Regions from separate parts of the Mus musculus genome. Here regions 2 and 3 are each linked to region 1. A link is a loop called in an ENCODE intact Hi-C map of the cell type or tissue named here. Cell type or tissue: heart. All regions are shown on one strand.

The links. Hi-C counts contacts between places; a loop is a spot of excess contacts. Peaks named below come from ENCODE experiments on the same cell type or tissue, not always from the same donor. Only the 100,000 strongest peaks of a DNase experiment are listed, where the experiment ranks them.
Region 2: it touches region 1 in a loop (6-fold over the local background); 19 of 42 quality-filtered maps call a loop at or near these places.
Region 3: a loop joins it to region 1, with 2.0 times the contacts of the local background. A loop is called at or near these places in 2 of 42 quality-filtered maps.

What each region holds. Positions count from the first base shown.
Region 1 is chr9:75,045,399-75,053,398 of GRCm38, forward strand. Arpp19 (cAMP-regulated phosphoprotein 19) reads left to right here. Exons shown (of 3, transcript NM_021548.4): 2 at 6,835-6,957. It overlaps Gm51714 (a long non-coding RNA gene), which reads right to left and starts at 5,672. Exons shown (of 2, transcript XR_003948357.1): 1 at 1-5,672. In heart, a CTCF peak has its summit at 4,822 (motif pointing right); a DNase peak (open chromatin) is centred at 4,833.
Region 2 is chr9:75,277,181-75,285,180 of GRCm38, forward strand. It overlaps Myo5c (myosin VC), which reads left to right. Exons shown (of 41, transcript NM_001081322.1): 23 at 1,045-1,138; 24 at 2,156-2,219; 25 at 4,656-4,836; 26 at 6,713-6,806; 27 at 6,967-7,030; 28 at 7,753-7,833. Among named protein-coding and RNA genes, the nearest start is that of Gnb5, 25 kb to the right of the region's middle. In heart, CTCF peaks have their summits at 3,833 (motif pointing left) and 5,825 (motif pointing right); no DNase peak of the experiment used is centred here; H3K27ac peaks cover 492 bases; H3K27me3 peaks cover 1,661 bases.
Region 3 is chr9:75,143,843-75,151,842 of GRCm38, forward strand. Myo5a (myosin VA) reads left to right here. Exons shown (of 41, transcript NM_010864.2): 9 at 231-337; 10 at 3,023-3,288; 11 at 4,014-4,095. Among named protein-coding and RNA genes, the nearest start is that of Myo5a, 77 kb to the left of the region's middle. In heart, no CTCF peak of the experiment used is centred here; no DNase peak of the experiment used is centred here.

The sequences.
Region 1 (8,000 bases):
GTCAGGTTGGTTGATATTGTTGTTCTTCCTATGAGATTGCAAGCCCCTTCAGCTCCTTCAGTCCTTTCTCTAGCTCTTCTGCTGGGGTCCCTGAATGCTCAGCTTTTAACGTGGTCTAATTTTGTAGCCCTGGCTGGCCTAGAAAGTGCTAGGATGCCTAAGCTGTCCTCAAACTTGCAATCTTGCCTGGACTGCTTGGCTCTTCCCTTTGTTTTGTTGCTCTACTACTTTGTCTTCACTAATTTCTCCTTTTTAGTTCCTTTCAACTAGTTTCTTTGCTTATTGTCCTTCCCCGCCTGCTGCTGTGGATTAAACTCAGGTCTTCCTGCTTGCCATGCTACTGGTCTACCACTAAGTTAAGTCTGTAGACATATACAACATACACAGTCTTTGTGAGAGTTCCTTTCGTTTTGAGGCAGAGTATCACTGCTCAGGCTGGCCCAGAACTCACCCGCTGACTCACACACACAATTAACACACACTCTCTCTCTCTCTTTCTCTCTCTCTCACTCACTCATTCACTCTAAAATATCTTATCTGGGACTGGTGAGATGGCTTGGAGTGTTAAGGTTCTTGCCTCCAAGCCTGACAACTTGAGTTTGATCTCCAGATCCCACATGGTGGAAAGAGAACAGACTCCTACAGGTTATATCCTCTGACTACCACACGTTATTGTGACATGCACATGCCTCCACACTCACATACATAAATAAATGTAAAAACAGTTACTTGGATCTATCTATCTCTATCTAGATCTAGATATGAAATCAAGTACTTCAGTTACTTGTAAGGTAAAATGCTCTCTGCTTTGGGGAAGGTCTCAGTAAGCTTACCCAGGCTCACCCTCTCAAGTCATCTCTGGCTCCGAGACCAGAACTAGATGTATCTGCAACCACACCCAAGTAATGATGTCTACCTGGTACATAAATGTGCTGGTTTCAGCCTCTTTTCTTCTTGCCTAACAGGTTGTTAGCTGCTCACATGGATTAATATGGGAGAGACCAGAGTTTCTAGGATCTGCCTAAATTCAGACAGAAATTATTCTTTGTAGCAGCAGAGTCCACAGTAACCACCTTCTCTGTCCCTGACACTGCTCATAGTTGAATTAGCAGAAATTATCACTGAAACCTTGCTGACATGCCAATCATCTCCAAGGTGGAGATTCCAAAGCCCAGGCTTTCACTCCTTAGGTTAGTGCAGATTCTATGTAAACAGCCCTATTCCTGAGTGGGCTTCTAATGCTGGTTAGGTTTTCTTCAAGGACAAAATAGTAGTGATTTTCTTCAAACCCTATTGTAGTTCTAGGACCTACCTGCAAGGATCAGGCATCTGTGTGCAGGTTATATAGGGCACAGGCTTGTGCCTTATCATTATTGGAGACTAGTAAATAGCAATTGCTATCCCATGCCCACCATGGGAACTACAGAGAGCAAGGCCTCTGTATTTCCTTTTGTTTTGTTTGTCTTTTTGAGACAGTTTCTTTGTGTAGCTCTAGCTGTTCTGGAACTCTTCTTCTGTAGACCAGGCTGGCCTCCAACTCAGAAATCCACTTGCTTCTCTGCTATGATAAAGGCCTGTGCCACTTCCACCTACCTGGCTTGCTTCTGTATTTCTAATTATACTTTTGTCTAGGATCTATGTTTCTCATTATTGATAACAGTTGCACTAGCTCTTTTATTTGGTTAGGTCTTACCTAGTATGTTATCTCCCCTGGGTTATTTTCTGCCTATGTCACTTACTTTTAAATTTTACTCAGTAAGTAGTAGTTTTTTTTTTTTTTTAAATCCAGCTATGACTTTATATCTGTTGATTTATTTGCTTATTTTGGCCTTTTGAGCAGGTTGTCCTGGAACATGTTCCACTAACCAAGCTTGTGAACTTTCAGCAATCCTTTTGGCTCTGTCTCTTGAACACTGGGATTACAAGCATGACTTATCTCTCCTAGCTTCCAGACACAGATGTAAATGGACAGGCCATCTTGTGATCATTAACACTTTAGGATTTTTTTTTCTTCTATCTCACCTTTGCTTTTTTTTTTATTGCATTATGTTTGTATTCTGTCCCTTTGTTATTGTATATGCGAGCATGCATGTTGTATCTATCTAGTCCCATTATTGTTTCATTAATGTCCCCTGTTGATTTTCTTTCTCTACTATTAAACTACCAATTTGGAAGTTTTATGCTTTATTTTTGTTTAGTTAGTCCCCTTTAAAATCTCCTTATATCCTGGTTGGTGGTGGCACATGCCTTTAAAGCACTTGGAAGGCAGAGGCAGGCTTATCTCTGTGAATTTAAGGCCAGCCTGGTCTATAGATGGAGTTTCAGGACAGCCAGGGCTACACAAAATGACTGTCTGGAAAAAAAAAAAGAAAGAAAGAAAGAAAGAAAGAAAGAAAGAAAGAAAGAAAACTTTATTATGCATCTTTATCAAACTGTTAATTGAATATGATGACTTCTGTATTAATTTCTTTTCTCATGGCTCTGACTCAGTAGCAGAAGAAAGTAACTTAGAGCAAGGGTTTATCTTTGCTCTGAGGTTGAAGATGCAGTCCACATGAACCAATGCACTTAGAGCCAGGAAGCAGAGATGAACTTTGGTGTTCACCCTTCCTCCTTTTCCTTATCCCCAATATTTAGTGTAAGTGCATGTGTGTGTGCTGTGTGTTAAGTGTACATGTGAAGGCCAGAGGAGGGCATCACACACAGCCCCTGGAACTGGAGTGACAAGTGCTCGTGCAGCACCTGCCTTATTACTTGGGTGTCAGGATCCAAATTCCAGTCTTCACAACTGCACAGTTTCGCTTAGACCACTGAGCAATCTCTTTAGTCTACTTCCCTTTTTAAAACACACAGTCTAGGACCCCAGCCTATGAAATGATATTGACAACATCTAGGGTAGATCTTGCCTCCTAGTTAATCCATCCACAAGCTATCTTATAGATGTGCCTAGAGAGTCTGTGACTGTCAAGTTTGACAGTCAGAATAAGCCATCATGGCTGTTCCAAATTACAAACATGTACATTTAAAAAATACTATTCTATTATGTATTTTTCTTTTTGTCTGATTTTGTTTTTGCAGCACTTGGAATTGAACCTGTTGCCCTGCCCTTTCTTGGCAGTGCTCCATACTAAGCTACACCCCAGCCCTTTATTGTTGCCTGCCCTCTCTCCCTCTCAAATGATAAAATTGTGTGCTCTCTGACACTGGCTACATCCCAGGCCTTGTTTTTACCCCTTTGCAAAAGACATCCGGGGTGTAATATTTAATTTATGAATATGTATCCTATTTTTTGTTTGTTTGCTTTATATTTCCTTCTCTTTATCTCAAGCCTTCCCCCCACCCCTTCTTCACAGTTTGTTTTCATCCTTAGCTACAATAAATGTTCGGGAATATCTTTAATGTGTAAGAACCTGTATCCTTAGCAATTCTGTGTCCTCTAACATGTTTTAGCATAACCACAAGTATAAATTATTTCACTTGATTTTTGTTAAGCATTATATGAGGAAGACAAAAACAAAAGCTACATGTTTCAAACAGAAAGGAAATGTTTTGAGGTGCTAGGTTACAAATTCTTGAAAGAGTTGGAAGAACAGAAGGGGAAAAAAAAGAAATGTTTTTAGAGACAGGGATTGAAGAATGTCTCTGACTTAGGAATGAGTCCTGTTTGGAGCCTGCCATCTTCTATCCAACTGCCATGTGGCTTCTACAGGAGCCCTGATTGTCTGTGGATACCCCACTGTAGGAACTCACAAGGGCCTACTGCTCTGTAACAGTGTGATCAAGAGAAGAATGCTTCTTTTCTTCCACACTTGTTCATCTGCTGTGGCTATCATTGGCTACCTAATAGTAATGCGGTTTGGGAAATGTAGTTTTAGCCTTCTGTTTATACTGTTTGAGGAAGTACGTAGGGAAGAGCAAGAGTGGCTGAATGCCAGCACCACAGTGCCCCCACCCCATGAGTGTGTCTTTATAAGCAAATCTATAGCTGTGGTAGAATGTTAGTGAATGTCCAGCAATTCGGACTTTCTTAATGTAAGGTCCTGCATCTGCACTAGGTTAAGAATGTTTTTGTATAGTTCATGAGATGTATTGTGGAAGTCTTGATAGTGCTTAACTACATTTTAAAGTGTAGCTTAGGCCAGTCTTTTCCTAACTTTCTTTTCACTTGTTGGATACAGACCAAAGTTTGAAAACATCTAAGATTGTACTGGCAGGAGGACTTATTAATTATGTTGTATATTGACAAGAAAGTTGAAGAATTGGAGTCCCTTTTTTCTTCCCCCATCCTTCACTCTCCGTCTTACCTCTCTCCTCTCACTACCCCCTCCTTGATTAGTCTCAAACTCTCGAGCTCTCAGGTTCAAGTAGATATCATAAATGTGTTTGGTTTTCTCATGAGAAAGTGCTTCTCTGTACACGTGGCTCCTGGAATCACTCTGTAGATCAGCCTGGCCTCATTTTTCTCTTGTGTGAGCATGAATGGGTGCATGTGTGCTCCAGCATACTTGAGAAGGTCAGGAGACTCAGTTCTCACCATCTACCATTAGTGTCAGAGATGAAACTCAGCTTGTCATATTTATGTCGCAAGCTCCTTCACCTGCTGCTGCATAATCGTTCTGGCCCAAGAAAATCTGGTTCTGGCCAAAAGGTTTGAAAGTGCTGGGACTAAAGGCCAACAGTTGATGGTGACACCTTTTCAATAAGCATTATCTAAAATGGGCAAACTAGAAAGGGAAACCTACAAGTAGGGTCTTTAATCCAGATTTGCTTTGACACTGCAGCTCTGAGAATGCCAGTGGGTGGCAGTAGATCTGTGTTGTGAAGGCTGAACCTGCCACTAGATGTCGCTAAGATTCTAGCACACCTTATTTTTGCATTGGTGTCTCCGGCTTTACATAAGTATATCTTCATATTCTGCTTGGTTAGGTTCCAATCTTAGGACAGAAATCATGTATAAAAATACATTTTGAAAAACTCCTTAAAGAACTTCCCCAGAATTCAGGAGGCAGATGAATTTCTGTGAGTTCAAGGCCAGGTCTTCATAGTGAGTTCCAGGTCAGCCAAAGCTACATAGTGAAACCGTGTCTCAAAGACAAACAACAACAAAACCAAAAAATCTTCTTTAAGAATGATAGTGCAGTTATTTTTCTGTGTAGACTTGAGCATATGACTATCAGCTGAGTGCCAGCTGAGGTGGTGGACTTGTGAAGGCTTAGCTTTTAACTGTGAGAATGATAGCAGCATATTGACATGTTCACACAGTGAACAATATCCAGGATATATATTGTGCACCTCACACTTAAACTTCTGGACATACCATTCTTGAATGTAAGGGCTGGAAAATCATTATTTAAAGTCTTATTGTGCTGAATACACAGGTAAATTTTGTATGGAGTACAGGTGTGAATCGCCACAGTAAGAGATTAGAAGATGAAGCTGCAGCCTAGAAAGGGAAAATACGGAAGCAGAATAGGTTAGGAATATGGAAAGGGATTTGACAACAGAAGGTATCTGCCATTAGCACTTTTTCCTACAAAATCCTCTTAAGACATAAAGTGGGGTATAAGGGAGTTGTTGAGGGTCAAGTGTTGATAATACATAAAGTGAATAAAAAATATATATACACACACACATACATATATATATAAAATTTTGAGGAAAGTACAAAAAAGACAGGGCAAAAATCTTCTAGATGAATTATTTACTTGCTATATAAGAACAGTTGGTTTGATATTTATAGATTTAACATTTCTGCTATTTTACTTCATAAATAACCTCAGAGACTCAAAATGTGCCAAAGTGTGATTTTGCCAGTTCAGAGAAATGAGTCTAATAGCTAAAAGTATCCTGGCCAGCTGGCCATCCTCCCGTCAAAGGAGACCTGTGATTTTATTGATCCATTGTTCTTGTTATGATATGATAAATTCTTTCCTGTAAAATAGCATTTTGAAGAATATATACTCAAACAAGATAGGTGTTTGAGAAAATATTTTCAAGATAGTAAGAAGACCAGCGGCATAAACGAGTGATAGAACATTAACTAGCGTACATGGGCCCCCAAGTTGCACTGGGGTGGAGGGGGTACATTTAATGACGACCTTTCCAAAAAACAGCCTCCAAAACCTAAAAGTATGTGGGGTTTTTTTGTTTTTTGTTTTTTTGACATGAACAGAATTTCCCCTTTTGTTGGTAGAAACAGGAACTTTCTCACTTGAGGCCAGCCTTGAACTTGCTATAGTCTTCCTGCCTCAGATTCCTGGGTGCTGTAATTACAGGGATGAACTCTCACACACAGCCAGATGTGAGGATTGATGAAAAAAAAATACCATTATCGATATCAAGGTCTTCTAAATTGATTTACTTAGGGAAAATATGCTAGTATTTGGGCTGTTGTTAATGTCTAGTAAAGAGTCTAAGGAGTTTAAAATCATACGTGATTTTAAATAAGGAAATCACAACGAACTTTTAGATTTTTGATAGTATTAGGAAAATTCTCTAAATATAGACAAAGAGCTGAAGAGTTCCATAGAAGGTGACTAATTTTGAATGTATTATACATGACTGGAAAGTAACTGCAAGCAAGACTTGAGAGCTGAGCTATCTCGGTATTTTTATCCAGTGTGTGGGGTGTTATACATGCATCACAGCTATAATAGAGCTATCACATGGGACATTCGAGAAAAAAGATAGAGGCGTTTGAAAGGTTCCTGGGCTTGATTTCTTAAAGGCTGTATTGCTTGGAGTTCAACAAGAAAGCCAGAGACTAGATATTAAAAGGTGAATTATTTTCAAAATTCAGTTGTAACAGAAATAATTTACTTGAAATTATTTCAGGAAATGGAAGATAAAGTAACTAGTCCAGAGAAAGCTGAAGAAGCAAAGTTAAAGGCAAGGTATCCTCACTTGGGACAAAAGCCTGGAGGGTCTGATTTTTTAAGGAAAAGATTGCAGAAAGGGGTAAGTTGCTGAGTGCTATCTTCACATGTTTTCCCTGTGAGCTCAGTGTGCTGACAAGCTGAGTTGAATGTCTGTGTCTTTATTCCTGTATTTCCAGGTGCATGTATCTCTGTCAATATTTCACATGGTTCATGTATGAAATGAATATGTATGAAAAGAAGCGATTACAATGTTTTAAATTAAACTGTAAAGTATTTCAAGTATGTACCATAGTATGGGTGATAATGTCAAAGAATTCTTACTTTGTCATCTTTGTAAAAACGTAAATGTAGGTATAACTCAAACCCACCCTGTATTTTCTATGTGGCCCCTTTCCCTCTTCTTTTCAAAAAGAAACACTGTCCAGAAACGGATATTTACCCCACCATCCTTATTAAAGCTTGCCTGTTTGAAAGCAAGTCTAATACAACATTCAGAGGCTTACGGTCCTTTGTATTTGGATGAAATGATCTCTTGTAAAATCATTTCATTTGCTTCATAGTTCCTTTAATAATTTTAGTAGTTCAAATTACTGAAAGCATTTTTCCCAGAGTCTTGTCTGCCTTTTTGAGGTAGAAGTCATTATTTCTTAGCATGGGAATATTAGTGCTACTTGTTTTTTAAATTTCCTCTCCTTCTGCTTGAAAAAATTAGAAATTTAGAATTAAAGCATATTTGAATTCTTTCTCATATCAGGATCAGAGAAATGATGGAGTATATGTGAAAGATAACTACATACTATATAAGATGCTAAGTACCTTAAATGTATTAGTATCTGCTATTTATATAAGAAACAAGTCTGTGGGTGTGCACTATAGTTACATATGTACTCCAAAACAGTGATTTTTAAAAGTATCAACAAATAATGTGGTTTAGTTTAAACATTAAAAAAATGAAAGGCTTATATCTTTCAAATAATAAAGAAAATAATATTAAATATAGAAAAATGCAGAAATTCTGTACTCTGAAACAGATTCAGAGTATTAATTGTATGGAAATTATTCCAAAACTTAAAAACATTAGCATAGCTCTAAATAAAGAAATTTTACAAGAACTACAACTGT
Region 2 (8,000 bases), 230 kb after region 1:
GGGCTTCACAGCACTGACAAGGGAGCCCAGAGGGCTGGACCCTGAGGAGGGGGTCAGCTTCCTTCCCTGTCCGCCTTTACAAGCTGACACAGACCCAAGGAGCACAGCTGGCTGATTCCTCTTCCCTCTGTCACTTGTCCACCTGCATGAGCCCTGGGGGCCTCCTTTCCCTGATCTGTGACTCAGGGTTTGGGGAAGATTTTTCTCTCTTGTGGTCTAGTGAGAAATCCCAGCATCCTTGATGAACATCCTAACTTAGCTGCTGGCTAGTTGTGCAGCTTGGCCGAGTCACTGACCCTCTGAACTTTAGTTTTCTCATGTTTGAAATAGAAATGACCAAAGGGGGCTGGAAAAAGATTTACGGGTAAAGTTTTCATGTGAAATCATTTAGCCAGTGTCCACCATGGGCCCCCCACAGGCATGAACGGGTGCATTCTAGCATTTTCTAACAGAGTTTCTTTCGTTACTGTCTGTTCTCCTGTGCCTTCCAAAGTCTTGAGGCTCCCACATCTGTAGCCATAAGTCCCTGAGTGCTTCCCTATGGCTTCTCTGTGACCTAGTGCACGGGGGTGCCCATACTGCTGCTGTGGCCCTTGCTGGCTCTGCCAGTCATGGCCATCACTACCAAAGGGTCCACACTTCCAGTTCTGCAGGCCTATCATCAAGAAAGGCTGAAATAACAGACTGTGCCCTGTTCCCCTTCTTTCTGAGTCACAGCAGTCTCAAAATGTGAATCCACCGTGTGTTGTGAACTAAGATGTTAATTAATAAACTACCCTGGGTACCCAGAGCTCGGGAGAGGCCTGAGACACTCCTTGGACTTGGGCTCTTCTCCCAGATGTCAGCTGTCAGTCATGGCTGGGGAGATGTGAGGACTGATGTCTGATTTGAAGTCCCCTTGGGTCCCTGATTCTGTGACTGATACAGACTGTTAATACTGGCTGAGCCAAGCATATGTGATTGAAGACTTCAGCACAGAGCTTGTCACCCGGGGCCAGTGTCAGGGACTTATCATGGTCTCCTCCTGTCCCTTCCCTTCACTAGAGGTTGTCAAAGCTGCAGAAGCACAATGCAGAGCTGGAGCTGCAGAGAGAGCGAGCAGAGCAGATGCTGCAAGAGAAGTCTGAGGAGCTAAAAGGTAGCCAGTGCTGGGTGTCACTCAGCACTGTGGGTACAACGGGGTCTCCGGTGTGTAATTGGTACATCATGCATCAGGGGGACAAGTGTGTATAAAAGGTGTGCATTTCACCCTGTCTGTGCCTCATAACCAGCGGCCCGGAGTGACCTCATAACCCACAGAAGAGAGTGTGAGTATGTAGTGTATTGTATGTTTGTGTGTACAGTTGTTCATATGTGTATGAGTGGGTGAGACTTTGAGTGTATATGAGAATTATGTGTAAGAGTGTGTGAGTGTATGAGAACTTGTAAGAGTGGGTGTGTAAGAGTGTTCATGAGCCTTCATGAGTAACTATGTGGAGATGTGTGTATGAGTGTGTGTGTCTTATGGGTGTATGTATGAGTGTATGCAAGTGTGTAAGAGTCTCATGAGTGGCTTGAGGGACCTTGCCTATGCTCGGACCCAGCATGTAGACTAAAGGGGCACCAGGCCTGGGGTGCAGGGCTGAGTGGAGGAGCAGTCCAAGGTGGAGGGGAGGTAGTCGGTGCCTCTAGGCCAGGTTGGGACAGGACTTCCTGCAAGAAGGCTCACCCTGACTGTGGTCCAGGCTTTGGAGCCCTCTGGAGTCAGGGAGGAGTAGAGATGTTGAGGAGGAACCTGGAACCTGGGCAGGGAGGGGCTCACCCCACTGAAATGCTTTTTATTATACCACCCTTGAGTGGTTGCTTTGTGGAAGGGGGGGCATCTAACTTCTTTAAGTGAAGTTTTCCATAACATTTAAATTCTCAGAAATTTATCTGAGAAACTGCCTATTCGGTACCAGTAGCATGTCTGGGTGGATACTTTTAGTAGAGTTGTTATTTTTAAAGCCCCTAACCTACTTCTCTAGTTTATGAGAATAAACTATGAGAAGACTCTCCTGTTCCCTTGCCTTGAGTCTCCTCAGTAACAAACCCTCCAAGGTGGTTCTGAAGTGTGAGAGAGACACTTAAGTCGTTGTCTTGCAGGATTGTTTCAAAGACTGTTCTCTGTCCACAGAAAAAATGGACAAGCTCACCAGGCAGCTGTTTGATGATGTGCAGAAAGAAGAACAGCAAAGACTGTAAGAAATGCTTGCCTCGAGCTACCATGACCCTCACTCAGCTGGTCCATCCCTTCCCTTTCTCCTTTTCTCTCCCTCCCTTCTCTCCCCTTTTTCCTTTCCCTCCCCTCCCCTTCCCCTTCTCTCCCCCCTTCCCTTTCTTTCCCTTGTCTTCCCTTGTCTTGTCTTGTCTTTTCTTTGTTTATGACATGATCCCAGGTATCACTGGCTAGCCTTGAACCTCCTACATAGCCAAGGATGCCCTTGAACCTCTGACCCACCGCCTCCCTCTCTGTGCAGTACAACTGCTGGTTTATGCATTGCTGGGAGCGGATCCTAGGGCTTTGGGCTCACTAGGCAAGTCCTCCATCAACAGAGCTATGTTCCCATCCACTCTCTGCTCTTTTCTGGTTTGCTTCTCAACTTGCAGCTAATATAATCCAGATCCTGGCAGGTAAGGTATGGATGTTTTTAAGAAGTCGGATTTTTAGACTTTCAGGGCCTTTTCTACAGTGTACAGCCTCAAATGATGCCCATGCTCTGAACTGTCCATAGCGCTCCGGCTGATGGATCCTCACTGGTCCCATGGCCTTTGTTTGGATCAGGCCCCTTCCGATCGATCTCAATTATAAACCATCCGCTAATTCTCAGAGATTCCAGTCTGGGCTCCTTTTCTCAGAAGGAGTCCATGCTTTATAGATCTAAGTCAGAATGATGGAGAGATGTGGAATGTTCTTGGGAGACAGAATCTCAGGGAAGCCTGGGGCGATGAGGTACTGCTTCCCAATGCAGTTAGCAGAAGACCATGGTCTAGGCAAGCCGGTGGGTAAGGAAACTTCCAAAGATGGAGGAGCCAGCTGCACAGGTAGCCCTGAGCTCCTATGTCTTCTCCTGCCTGAGCGAGGCTGTGCAGGCCTCTCAAGTGAGCAAAGCTGTGTCTGCCTTAGGCCTCCTCACAGCTCCATTTGGCCCCTGGTCATCTATCTGTGTATGCTTGGTCCCTGCACAATCCTCAGAGGCACAAGCTACTTGCAGACTCAGCAGGTTCAGGCTTCGGATCTGAGGTTTGTTGTGCCTCAGGCTCCAGGTTTAGTTTGGGTTTTGGTTTTTACTGGCATCTTGAGAATACTGTAGTCGGTTTTGGGAGGGGGAGGTGTGTTAGAAAGATTAAAGGTTTATTAATATCTACAAAAAGAGATGAAACAGAAGTCTTTGCAGAGCATGGGTCTCTTCCTCAAAGTCTCCTCTTTGGGCTATTGGAGCAAATAAATCAAGGCTCTGGGTCAACATCCCAGCAGTGTGAGAGACTGCAGGAAGCTCACAGAGCCCCTGGGGCTGCCTCAGTTCTGACCAGACCCTGTAGAATAAGCAAAGTTTGTCTGTGTCATGTGTCTCTTTATAGTTGTCGTCTTAGTTCATCACTACCTGTTCAATTCATCAACAAGGAATTCAGTTTCCACGTACTTTGGGGCACCTGGCTTTTGCCGAAATACATTCTAAAATTCTTAAAACATGGACTGGAAAGATGGCTCCATAGTTAAGAGTGCTTGCTGAGCAACCAGAATCAATTCCCAGCACTTATGTAAGCTGGGTGTCCAAAGATACCTGTATCTCTAACTCAGAGGGGTGTGGCGCCCTCTTCTGGCCTCTGTGTGCAAAGGTGCAAGCATCGGGGTTCACTTCTGCATACACTTACACAGACACCTGCTTTCACACATAGAGACATGTAGACACAGACAGACAGACAGACAGACAGGCAGACAGACAGACAGACGATGGATGATTTTTAAATTTCTTGGAAGGCAAGACCCCTGGATATAGAAATGGTCCTTATCTGAAGCTTGGGGCCAGAAGGGTTTTGGTTTCAGTTTTCCATATTTTGGAGACTTGGTGTAGACATCACTAAGAGAATACCCCTCCTCCTGCAGTCCCAAACCCTAAATGTTTCAAAGATGGAAACTTCTCATTATCACACTGGTGGTGTAGTTCTGGATTTTACCATTTCTGATTTAATTTGGGGGTTTGGGATGCTCCACCCGTATTTTTTAAGGCCTTAATCAGACCTTGAGGGTGGATTTCTGAGAACTTAGAAGGGCCAGCACTTGACAGAATATGCCAGGTCTTTGCTGGGGGACATACATCCCACCCAGGGAACAATATGGCCCCCAGGCATGGCTTTGAGATCGCAACACTCCAGCACCTAGTGTGACTTGAAGTCCAGCCTCTCTGTCCTGTGCTCTGTGATCTTCATAGAGTTTCTCACACTGGGTGATCTAAGACATGGATTTTAGACTAAGAGAACAGGAAGCTGGCTACAGCGATGGCCCCAGTGGGTCCTAACACACCTCTTCCTTTGGTGTGGAGGTAGCTCCTCAATTTTTTCATAATATTGTATATTGTCTTGTTCAAAGACTATAAGAACAATTCTAAGTTAGATTTTCTCCTTTTACCATCTAGAGTTCTTGAAAAAGGTTTTGAGCTGAAAACACAAGCCTATGAGAAACAGATAGAGTCTCTGAGAGAAGAGATTAAAGCCCTCAAGGACGAGAGGTCGCAACTGCATCACCAGCTGGAGGAGGGACAGGTCACCTCTGACCGCCTGAAGGGGGAGGTGGCCCGCCTAAGCAAGCAGGCAAAGGTGTGTGCTGCCTTCTAGCTCCTCCAGAGATGCCCTTGATCTTCACAGAAACAGTAGAAATGCAGAGATTTGGGTACAGAGGGACCCCAGTGGGCTGTTCTTTTGTTAAGAGATTTATTAACACCAAAGAGGGGTTCTAAAGAGAGCTCAGAAGAGGCGTTGCTAGGGAACCCCTTCTTACAGATTCAGGCAAAATGAGGAGGATGGGTAGCCTGTACCCAGGTTATCCTGGATTCCTGGGTGGCAGGGGAGGAGGTATTGGTTCAGCCCTTTAGCTAAGTAAGATGTGTCCATCATACAGGAGGTGCCCCCTGTAACTCTGTCTTGCTAGGGTGTTTGGAAACAACCTTTGGGGAAGTGAGAGTCTGAGTCACAGAGGGTGCTCTCCTTTCTAGCCCCATCTTACTTTAACATCTATATATTCCCAAGGGATCAGACAACAGGAGCATCCATACAGACTGAAGGCACACAGCACCCGGGTACTCAGTTCTCTCCGTCCCAGCCTCTGGGCTGTCTGAAAATGTATTTCATATTTGAAAAGTCAGGTTCTAACACTCTAAGATTGTAACTATACAGTTACTTAAATAGATTGACTAAAAGAATACTACCTATTTAAGTTATAAATTCAGGTGAACCCTTATTGTTTATCATATTATAAACTTATGAATTCTTGTACTGAAGTGAAATTGTTGCTATCCACCATTTACACTGTTACATGAAAATTCACATGGGTGATCAGGAGGACTTCAGGTCTGGGGATGCAGCCTGATTAGTAGACTGCCTTTTTAGCACACAGGAGGCTCCAGCTTTGACTCCCAGAGCACCAAAGTCAGAAACAGTGTCGCACTTCTGTAATCCTAGCATGTGGGTGCTGGGAATCAAGCCCATGCCCTTTGGAAGAGCAGCCAGTGCTCTTAACTGTAGGGCCATCTCTCCAGGCTGATCTTAAATCGGGGGAACTGTGAGCCTGCACTTGGAGGGAGGCACCAGTAGATGTCACTCTCTTCCTCTGATGCTTTAAGAGGTCTGGTTTTCAGAGCTCTTGAAGGTCATTGTCAAGCTCTCTGTGATGCGATCTGAAGAAAATAAGGAAGTGTAAACATTACCTGAAATATGTAAAGAACCAAGAAAAGAACCAAGGCTTCAGCCTGGGCAGTCCTGTGAGCTTGACACATGATCCCAAATGTGTCATTTAACCTTCAGTTCATTTTCTAATCGATGCGGGCTCAGCTTGTTCCACTCACTTCGAGGCCTGCTAGGAGGACTAGGTGTCGAAGTGGAGCACTAGTATTTGATCCCCTCCCTCTCTGAATTGGGAGCTAGAACCTGTCAATACTCCGAATAACAATATTTGAGGAGGGCTTTTTACCCCTGCTACCCCTGAGAATATCTCTATCTGTCTTAGCTACAAAATATGAAAAATACCTTCCTCGAGATGAACTTGCAGAGTGAACAGAGGTGGATGCAGCCCCTTTAACAAGCAGAGATGCTCATGGGAAACTGTCCCTGGTGGTCTTCCCAGGCTGCTTAGCCTCCCCTGCCTCTGTGACAAAACGCCTCCTAGCAATGTACCTTCGCCTTCCGACCTGCAGTTTTACCCGTCTTGCCCTCTGCCTGTCTCATGGCAAACTTGTGATTGTTTCCTTCCGTTACAACAGGGAAGCTCATTCCTGCATCCAGGTAGGCCTGCAAACAGTTGCACAGTTGAGCTGCTTCAGGGCAAGATGTGAGGCTGTGAGAGTAGATAAGATTCCTGCTAGGAAGCCGCATGGAGGCGGGAGGCCACCATATGCTCTGTGACGGGGTGTGCCCTTGCCTGATGAGAAGTGTAACGGCTGTTTTCTCTGCACTGGATCTGTTTGCGGCTCTGATTTAGACCATCTCTGAGTTTGAGAAGGAGATAGAGCTGCTGCAAGCCCAGAAGATAGATGTGGAAAAGCACGTGCAGTCACAGAAACGGGAGATGAGAGGTACCAGGGGCATGGACTGGTTACTGGGTAGTCTGGGCAGCTTGCTAGTTGGATACCTAAGAGGGTGGCCAGCTGGTAGGCCGTAGAAACAACTGCAGAGATGCCATGGGGGTGAAGTCATGCCCAAATTCAATGTCTGCTGCTCTCTCTTTCCTTCTAGAACGGATGTCAGAGGTCACCAAGCAGCTTTTGGAGAGCTATGACATCGAAGATGTTAGAAGCAGGTAATCGATTTTACATTATCAGACATTTACAAATGTAAAACAGATTGGAGGCATGACTCGGCAAAGTGTTAACATGTGAGTGTGATCCCAAGAGTCCGTGCATTTCAGAAGAAGACTCACATGCGTGTAACCCACCAATGGGGAGGTAGAGACAGAAGAATCCCTGCACTTACCGAGAAGCTAGTGTAGCCTACTCAGTGAGGTCCAGGCCACTGAGAGACCCTGCTTCAAAATGGTCTTGGGGGTTGGAAAGACAGATGGTTTCGTGGGTAAGAGTGCTTGCTGCTCCTGCCGAGATCAGGTCCCTGCAGCCATGTCAGGTGACTCACAATCACCTGCAACTCCAGCTTCAAAGGGCATCTGATGCTGTGTTCAGGTCTCCACCAGCATCTACACACACACTCATACACACACACTCACACACACATGCACATTCACACACACACACTTATACACATGCACACTCACACATGCATGTGCACACTCACACCTACACACATGCACACACACTTACATACATGCACACTCACACACCTACACATATGCACACACACACAATGTGCACCCACACACATGCACACTTATGCACACTTACACATATGCACACTCACTCACTCACACACAATCTTTTATATAGCAAGGTGAACCACCCTGTAGGGACGACATACACAAGCCATGTAAAGGTGGGCAAGGCTTCTTTGCTCTCTTTCTTTGCTCTCCAGGCTCTCTGTGGAAGATCTGGAACATTTAAATGAAGATGGAGAACTTTGGTTTGCCTACGAAGGACTAAAGAAAGCAACTCGGTTAGACATTCCCTTGGGATTCTGGTGTGTTTGTTTGGCTTGGTTTGGTTTTCCAGAGACAATACAATGTTGAGAAGTTCACCTTGCCTAGAATTGACACGTGAAGTAAATTCTTATGGTAGAAGTGTCTAATAACCCCTAGAAAGACTCCTCTGAAAATGCAGTCG
Region 3 (8,000 bases), 98 kb after region 1:
CCGTGTGTGATGTGGCAGGACATAGACCAGATTAGGCACACTGTACAACCCACATTGCTAAACTGCCTAGTATGTTACTGTCTCAAAGATGAAAGTGTTGTTATATGTGACTATGAATGTACTATGCACATCTGGCAATATTCAAGAATTAATAATAGACTTAAAATTTTCTTATAATTACTTTGTTGCTATTCTGACATCAATTGCTTGTTTACTCTATTCTATTCCAGGAATTAGTGAATCTTACCAAATGGGAATTTTTCGAATACTTGCTGGCATTCTTCACTTAGGCAATGTTGGATTTGCATCTCGGGATTCAGACAGCTGCACAATACCTGTAAGTTCAGAACAAGCTTAATGCGATGGTGGCCTGTGTATTAGTTTTGTTTGTTTGTTTGTTTGTTTGTTTCTTTTACTACTGGGGCTAGAACAAGTAGAACAAGCTAGGGGTCTCTGCACATGCTAGGCAATCACTGTATTTGTAACATGCCACCATGTTAGTCTTTTTGAACATGATTTTGGGGGGCAAATTCAGGTCTACTTTATCTACTGAGCCATCTCCCTAGATCTACAGTAGATTTAATTGCTTCATTTATTTGTTTATTTATTATTTTATTTATTCTGTGTTTGTACACATGTATAAGCACACAGGTACACAAAGCTGTATGTGTACAGAGGCCAGAAGAGGACATTGGATCTCTTAGAGCTAGAGGTTCAGGCAGTAGCTTATTACATGGGTGCAGGAACGCAAACTCCAGTCCTGATATTTTGTGGCAAGTACTTTTCACTGCTGACCTATCTATTCAACCCTGTTATTTTTACTTGTGTGTTTGTGTGTGTGTGTGTGTATGTGAGTGCTGGCATGTATGTGCCACACATGTGGAATCCAAAGTACAACATTTGGGAGTCAGTTCTCCTCTTCCACCCCATTGAGGCAGGTCTCTCTTGTTGCTACCTGCTCATGGTATTCTAGACCGGGAACCTTTGGCCAGTTCTCCTGCCTTGGCTTTCCATTTCATTGTGGAGTACTGACTGGGATTAGAGATGATTGCCATCATGCCCAGCTTTTTACCTGTGTCCTGGAGATTGAACGTAGGTCATCAGGCTTGTGTGGCTTCAAGCTCTTTTGCCCACTTACCCATCTCTCTGGCCTAGTAGTTTTTAAAGATGAAAATGATGGCTCTGATTTAAACCTCTAATTTCTTTTAAGAAAATAATCACACACACCCCCACCCACTCTTTTTTCAAAATAGAGTCTTGTCTGTGGCCCAGGCCGGCCTCAAACTTGTGACAATCTGGGATTACAGGAGTGCATAATCACACCTAGCACCAGTTTTTTGTTTTCGTTTTGTTTTGTTTTGTTTCCAAAAGCATATTTTATTGAGATATAATTTAGCAACACCAATATATGGCTGTGATTATGCTCATAGATATGTTCAACCATAAGTACGTTCACAGGCAGCTGAAACGACTTTCAGAAAGAAGCCTGGGCACCTTGCCTGTAGCCAACTTTACTCCTATCTCCTCAACTCGACAACCTGAGTCTACGTCTTGCCTCTGGCGAGTTATGTACCCTGGATGTTAATAGAAATTGAATCATGCGATATGTGGCCTTTCAAAGTTGTTTCATGCTGTAGCACATATCACTCCTTCATGATTGATAGGTGCTGTAAGTGAAGGTACTGATTTGAATCTGAAGTGATGACCTCAGGTTTTAATGACAATGGTGATATGAACGAGCCATGTGATTATTGTTGTCAGGTTGTTTGTTCTCTTGGATCTCATTTCCTCAGTTTTCACTGAGAGATGATGTAAAATCTGCCCACTCCCCAGGAATGTTGTCAGATGCAAGATACGGGAAAATAAAATACAGCAATATAGATTAAACAAGACAAGTATTTAGCAACCTCACTCATATAAGATCCACAGAAGATATGTAAGGGATTCAGGGATATGTTAGTCATTAAAGAATTCCAACCTAAAAGCCCTTCAAATGACATCAGACTGTCTACTTCAAGCCTCTTCAGACCTTCTGTGGCCTGAGGATGAAGGTCAATCGTGTTCTCTGGCTTCATTTTGTACATTTTCTGCTTTACTTAGCCTTACTTCCTCCTCTTGCTAGTTTCCCTCCTACTACTTTTTTTTTTAAATCTTGCTGTTACTTCAACTTAGACAGCTTTTCTCTTGACCAAGAAGTACCCGCTATTCTTTCATACCCTAATCTATTATCTAAGGTAATTGTCTCCTGCCTTGATAGAGAGAACTCCCCTCCTGTGGATTTTCAGCACTGTGTCTGTCTCTTTTCAGTGTTTTACAGGTCAATAAGTATGTCCCCCTTAAGACTGCAGACACTTGGTGTTGCTATGATCAGACATCATGAACAAGGCAACTTATAGAAGAAACAATATATTTGGGGCTTATAGTTTCAGAGAATGAGTCCATGACTGTCACACAGGGAGCGTGGCAGCAGGCAGACACGCATGGCAGTAATGGCAGTAGCTAAGAGCTTATGTCTTGATCCACATGCACAAGGTAGAGAAGAGACGCTGGGAGTGGTGTGAGTGTTTGAAACCTCCAGATCTGCTCCCAGTAACACACCTCCGTCAAGAATGGCATACCTCCCAATCATCTGCAAACAGTTCCACTAACTGAGGATCAAGTATTGAGATACATGATCTGCTGAGATCCATTCGCATTCAAACCACACAGGAGCTATGCTTGTTTAATAGCACAGATTTGATGGCCACCTGACAAGATTTCTGATTGAGTGATTGAATATAACCTAAGAGAGAGACAGACAAATCTATGAAAAACCAAGAAAGTTTTTTGTTTAAAATGAGCCCTACAAGATATTACAAAGTGACTTCCAGATCCTAGGCTATGAATGCTTCTGATTATACTCACTGATCAGGTGTGAGTGATGTTGATGTCCATTTGACAAAGATAGTGCTGAATTGTGTGACTTTTTCCAGAAATTATTCTTTGATTTGGCCATAGGCAATAACACATTCTCTTTTGGTAGCCCAAGCACGAACCTCTTACCATCTTCTGTGACCTTATGGGTGTGGATTATGAAGAGATGTGTCACTGGCTCTGCCACCGAAAGCTGGCTACTGCCACAGAGACATACATCAAGCCCATCTCCAAGCTGCAGGCCACAAATGCCCGAGATGCTTTAGCAAAGCACATCTATGCAAAGCTCTTTAACTGGATTGTTGACCACGTCAATCAGGCTCTCCATTCTGCTGTCAAGCAGCACTCTTTCATCGGCGTGCTGGACATCTATGGGTGAGTGCATTTGGCTGGCTGCCCTACTCTGCTGGAAAGCAGTTGTTTGTTTGGGGGTATTTTGTACCTCTGAGCACTGTTTAATTTTGTTTTCTACTGGAGAAGAGAAGGAAATCCTAACTTATAACCATTCAGAAGTGTCTTTGATAATGGAGATATAATGATGCAAAAAAAAAAAAAACCCTTACACATTGCTTAAACAAAAATTAACTCAGCTCCAGAATCTATCTACAAAGCTAATAGATTGAATTAATTGGTTTTCACACTCTTATATGGCAAATTATTGAATTTCTAAAAATATGATTTCATTTCTAGTTGCATTCTGTAACATTGATATTTTTTGTACATGGACTTGTTTGGCAGCTAATTTTTCACTCTCTGGTTCAGATTTTCAGAAGAACCTGTTAGGTTTCTGTTTCTACCTCCCACTTCTCTGTGAAATGTTTGGAGTATAAATTGACAGGAACTGTTGCTTTAGCATTGATTTGTTGTTTCCTACTGGATATGAAGGGGCCTCAAAAAGCCAAGGCTATACATCCTTAGGCAGGACTGTCTCAGCTGATGCTCATCCTGTGCTGACTCTCCAACTTACAGACTTTTATCAGATATGGAGAAGATAATGTTAAGAGACTTCACATTTTTCTCTTTCAAGTGTGCATATTTTAAATATTTTTTTAAAACTGTTCTTTTTCTTTTCTTCCTACCTTATATTTTTGGTATTACAGATTTGAAACATTTGAAATAAATAGTTTTGAACAGTTCTGCATAAATTATGCAAATGAAAAACTACAACAACAATTCAACATGGTAAGAATTTTCTTTCTTGAATAAGATTCTTCTACAAACTTTCCTTTTGAATTCTTAGTCTAAAAAAAAAAAAAAAAAGCTTGGTCTTTGAAATAAACTCCTGAACTGTAGTTCTTTTTTCTCTTCTTTTATTAAATATTTTCTTTATTTACATTTCAGATTTTATCCCCTTACCTGGTTTCCCTCCAGAATCCCCATCCCACCCCCTCCCCCTGCTTCTGCTTCTATAAGGGTGTTCTCTTACCCACCCACCAACTCCTGCCTCCCCACCCTGGCATTCCCCTACACTGGGGCATCAAGCCTTCACAGGACCAAGGGCCTCTCCTCCCATTGAAGTTTGACAAGACCATCCTCTGCTACATATGCAGCTGAAGCCATGGATCCCTCCATGTGTACTCTTTGGCTGATGGTTTAGTCCCTGGAAGTTCTGTGAGGTCTTGTTGGTTGATATTGTTGTTCTTCCTATGGGGTTGCAAACCCCTTCAGCTCCTTCAGTCCTTTCTCTGACTTCTCCATTGGGGATCCTGTGCTCAGTCCAATGGTTGGCTGTGAGCATCAACCTCTGTATTTGTCAGGCACTGGAAGAGCCTCTCAGGAGACAGCTATATCAGGCTCCTGTCCGCAAGCACTTCTTGGCATCGACAATAGTGTCTGGGTTTGGTGACTGTATATGGGATGGATCCCCAGGTGGGGTAGTCTCTCCTCCACACTTTGTCTCTATATTTGCTCCTATGAGTATTTATTCTGTTCCCCCTTCTAAGAAGGACTGAACTGTAATTCTTATAATGGATTTAGAGTAGGGAAACTGCCAGGGAACAGAGTTTGGAACAATGTTACAAATTAATATAACATTAAAAAATGTTCAAAGGTTATCCCTTATCTGGAATAATGAACATTTGGGACAAATAATTTGAATGAGAGATTCAAGAAGTGGGGCAGGCACTACTATTGAGTCCTTCTATTCCTGTTTAGACACCAACTAAATGTGGGGTTATAACTAACACCATTTGCTATGTTAGGAAGATGTCAGAATTTTACAAATGATCTTTTCAGTAGCCTGTTTTTTTCACTGAGGCAATGGCAGTGGGTATATTTTAGGAGGGGCTTACACTAACTTTGAGCTAACCTCCCTCCTCTGCATTCCAAGTATTAGATTACAGACTTGCCACCACCATATCACCCAGTTTAAACAGAGATAGTTCTTTGCCTGAAATAAATGCTAAATTTCTCTCAAAATGATCTATGCTTTAGTATATAAATTTCTGCAATAGTGTAAAACAGTAAATTGTGCTTGAAAAACATTCTTTTTATTTTCAGAAAACAAAGATCATTGTAGTTGGTAAAGCTAGAGACAGTACAGTTCATTTTTTAGGTTTTGTTGAGTCCTTTAAAGAAGTTTCAGCTATGACAGAATACTGTGCTATTTTTAGATGCTGCTTGTTTTCAAACTTTATTTTCTATGATATAGAAACCTTTTACATAAAGACCAATAACTGGGGAAAACAAAGACAAAACTTCAAATTGAGAAGTCAAAAAAGGCTGATAAGCATATTTTTTCTAAACATTTTCTTAAACAATGATTTTCTTATTTTTATTTTATGTACATTGGTGTTTTACATGTATATATGTCTGTGTAAGGTTGCTGGATCCTCTGGAACTGGAGTTATAGACAATTGTGGGTGCTGGGAATTGAACCCTGGGCCCTTTGGAAGGGTAGTCAGTGCTCTTAACCACTAAGCCATATCTCCAGCTCTCTGATTAGTATATTCTTTTAAAATTTGAAATAAATACTAAAAAATATAGCAAAGAAAATTTAAAGTTTCTGATTGTAGGCAGCCAGATTGGAGTTGTGTGCATTTGGGACTAAAATTTTAACTAAGGTGTTTGACATTGCAAAATATAAGTACTTTGATAAACATTTAACTATCTTTGTTTAGCAAGTAAAGCTGTTTCACTGTTTGATACAGGTTGATTAAGGTTTTCCATAATAACAGGACTCATTTTTGACCAGTTAAGCATAGTTGTGAGCTACCTGTGAGTACTAGGAACTGAACTGAGGTCCTGCGCAAGAGCAACAGGTGCTCTTAACCACTGAGCCAGCTCTCCAGCCCCCAAATCCACAATTCTCAAATATTCCTTGTTTACCCCTTTATAAATAAAAATAACAACACATTTGTTCATTACAATTATATGGATGGTTTTTTGTTTTTTGTTTTTTGAGACAGGGTTTCCCTGGGTCGCTCTGGCTGTCCTGAAACTCACTCTGTAGACCAGGCTGGCCTTAAACTCACAGTCATCTGCCTGCTTCTCCCTCCAGAGTGCTGGGATCAAAGGCATGCACCACCACTGCCTGGCTTAGATGATCTTTTTGATCAAGGATTATTACTGCAAATGAACTAAGTATAACCATAAGTGTAGAATATAATGGGAAAGTTCCAAGTACACAAAGAGTGAGTGAGAGTATCAAAAATCTCTCTGTCACCTTTGAGTTCTAAAACTTGGGGTCCAAGAAAATAGGTATTGTTAGACCACAGCCACAAAAAGTTAGTTTTTCTAGGAAAAAGAAAAATTGGCAAGAAAGAATGAGTCAGAGGATCCAGAAGAAATAGGTAAAGAGAAATTTAAGAGCCAGTAGTGGTCATTAATGTCTGTAGTGAGACTAGAAGCTGTGATATCAGCCAACTTGGCTGGAGCAGCAGGCTGAAGCAGAGGCAGTGGTTGGGTTGCCTCCCCACCTGGACCAGTTTAGTTTTTATTCATATTCAGAACTTGATCACAAGCCCTTCCCCAGGGAAACCTCCCCAAACACCATATCCGAACTAGATGAGGACTTTTGTTATTCTTTTTCATAATATGGTACCTGCGCTTTTATGTAGACTTATATACTTTTTTAAAACGTATTTTATTTAAGGTTCTTAAATGCTTCAACCCCATCAACCACGGGTAGGGGATAAAGAAGGTTAGTAGGAAAAGGGTTTTGTGTACCTGTTTAGAAGTAGTTACTTGGGGCAACTCCACTCTTCATTTTTAGGATACCAGCAGTCTAGTTCAATAGCAAACACCAAACACAAATCAGTAGTGGCAGGGTGATCTAGGAGAAACGGCAAGGCTCCACCTAGTCTGCACGAGTCAGAAGTGGCAGAATCAGCTGGAACACCAGGAGACGTTCTTTAGCATGTTTCTCTCTATGAAGTGAAGACCAGCAAAGACCACCGAAGCACTGCATGCCATAGCAATGCAAGAGCATCCTCCCGCTGTTTTTTTTTTAAACATCACACATCACACACCCTCTCAAGTATCTGTTTTAGGCAAAATATCACATGCCCTCTCACAAGATAGCTTCCAGGAAAATACCATGTGACACAACTGAGTTATTAAAGAAACCTGAAATTTCCACCTCACTTTTATTCTGTAACTATTTGATGTCTGCTAGTTCTCTCCCAGTTCACACGTGCAGCATCCCTGTCTGTACTGTTGATCACAGGCGGTGACTGACACATAGTATAGACTCAGTACATAGTCTGACTAAAGAGTGAATGGGGGAAGAGAAGGGGTGCTGTGGATGGTACACATATATTTAAAAATCACAAGGACTGTTGTATGTATCTGCCATTCAAAACATATCTAGGCCTGATGTGGTGATGTATGCCTGTAATCTCAGCACCTGCAAGACTAAGGCAGAGTGCAAATTCACATCTGGCCTGGGCTACATAAAGAATCTCAGGCTAACCTGGTTTACATATTGATAACCTTTCTGAATATAACAAAAAATTAGATTGCATGCTTAGATTTATTTTTTTATGATGAATGCGTATAGCTAAGGCTTTCTGTACATGGTTTCTGCCTTTTCATGAGGCTATTGTTACTGAGAGCCATGAGCTATAGAAGTGTGCTCCTTGATGACA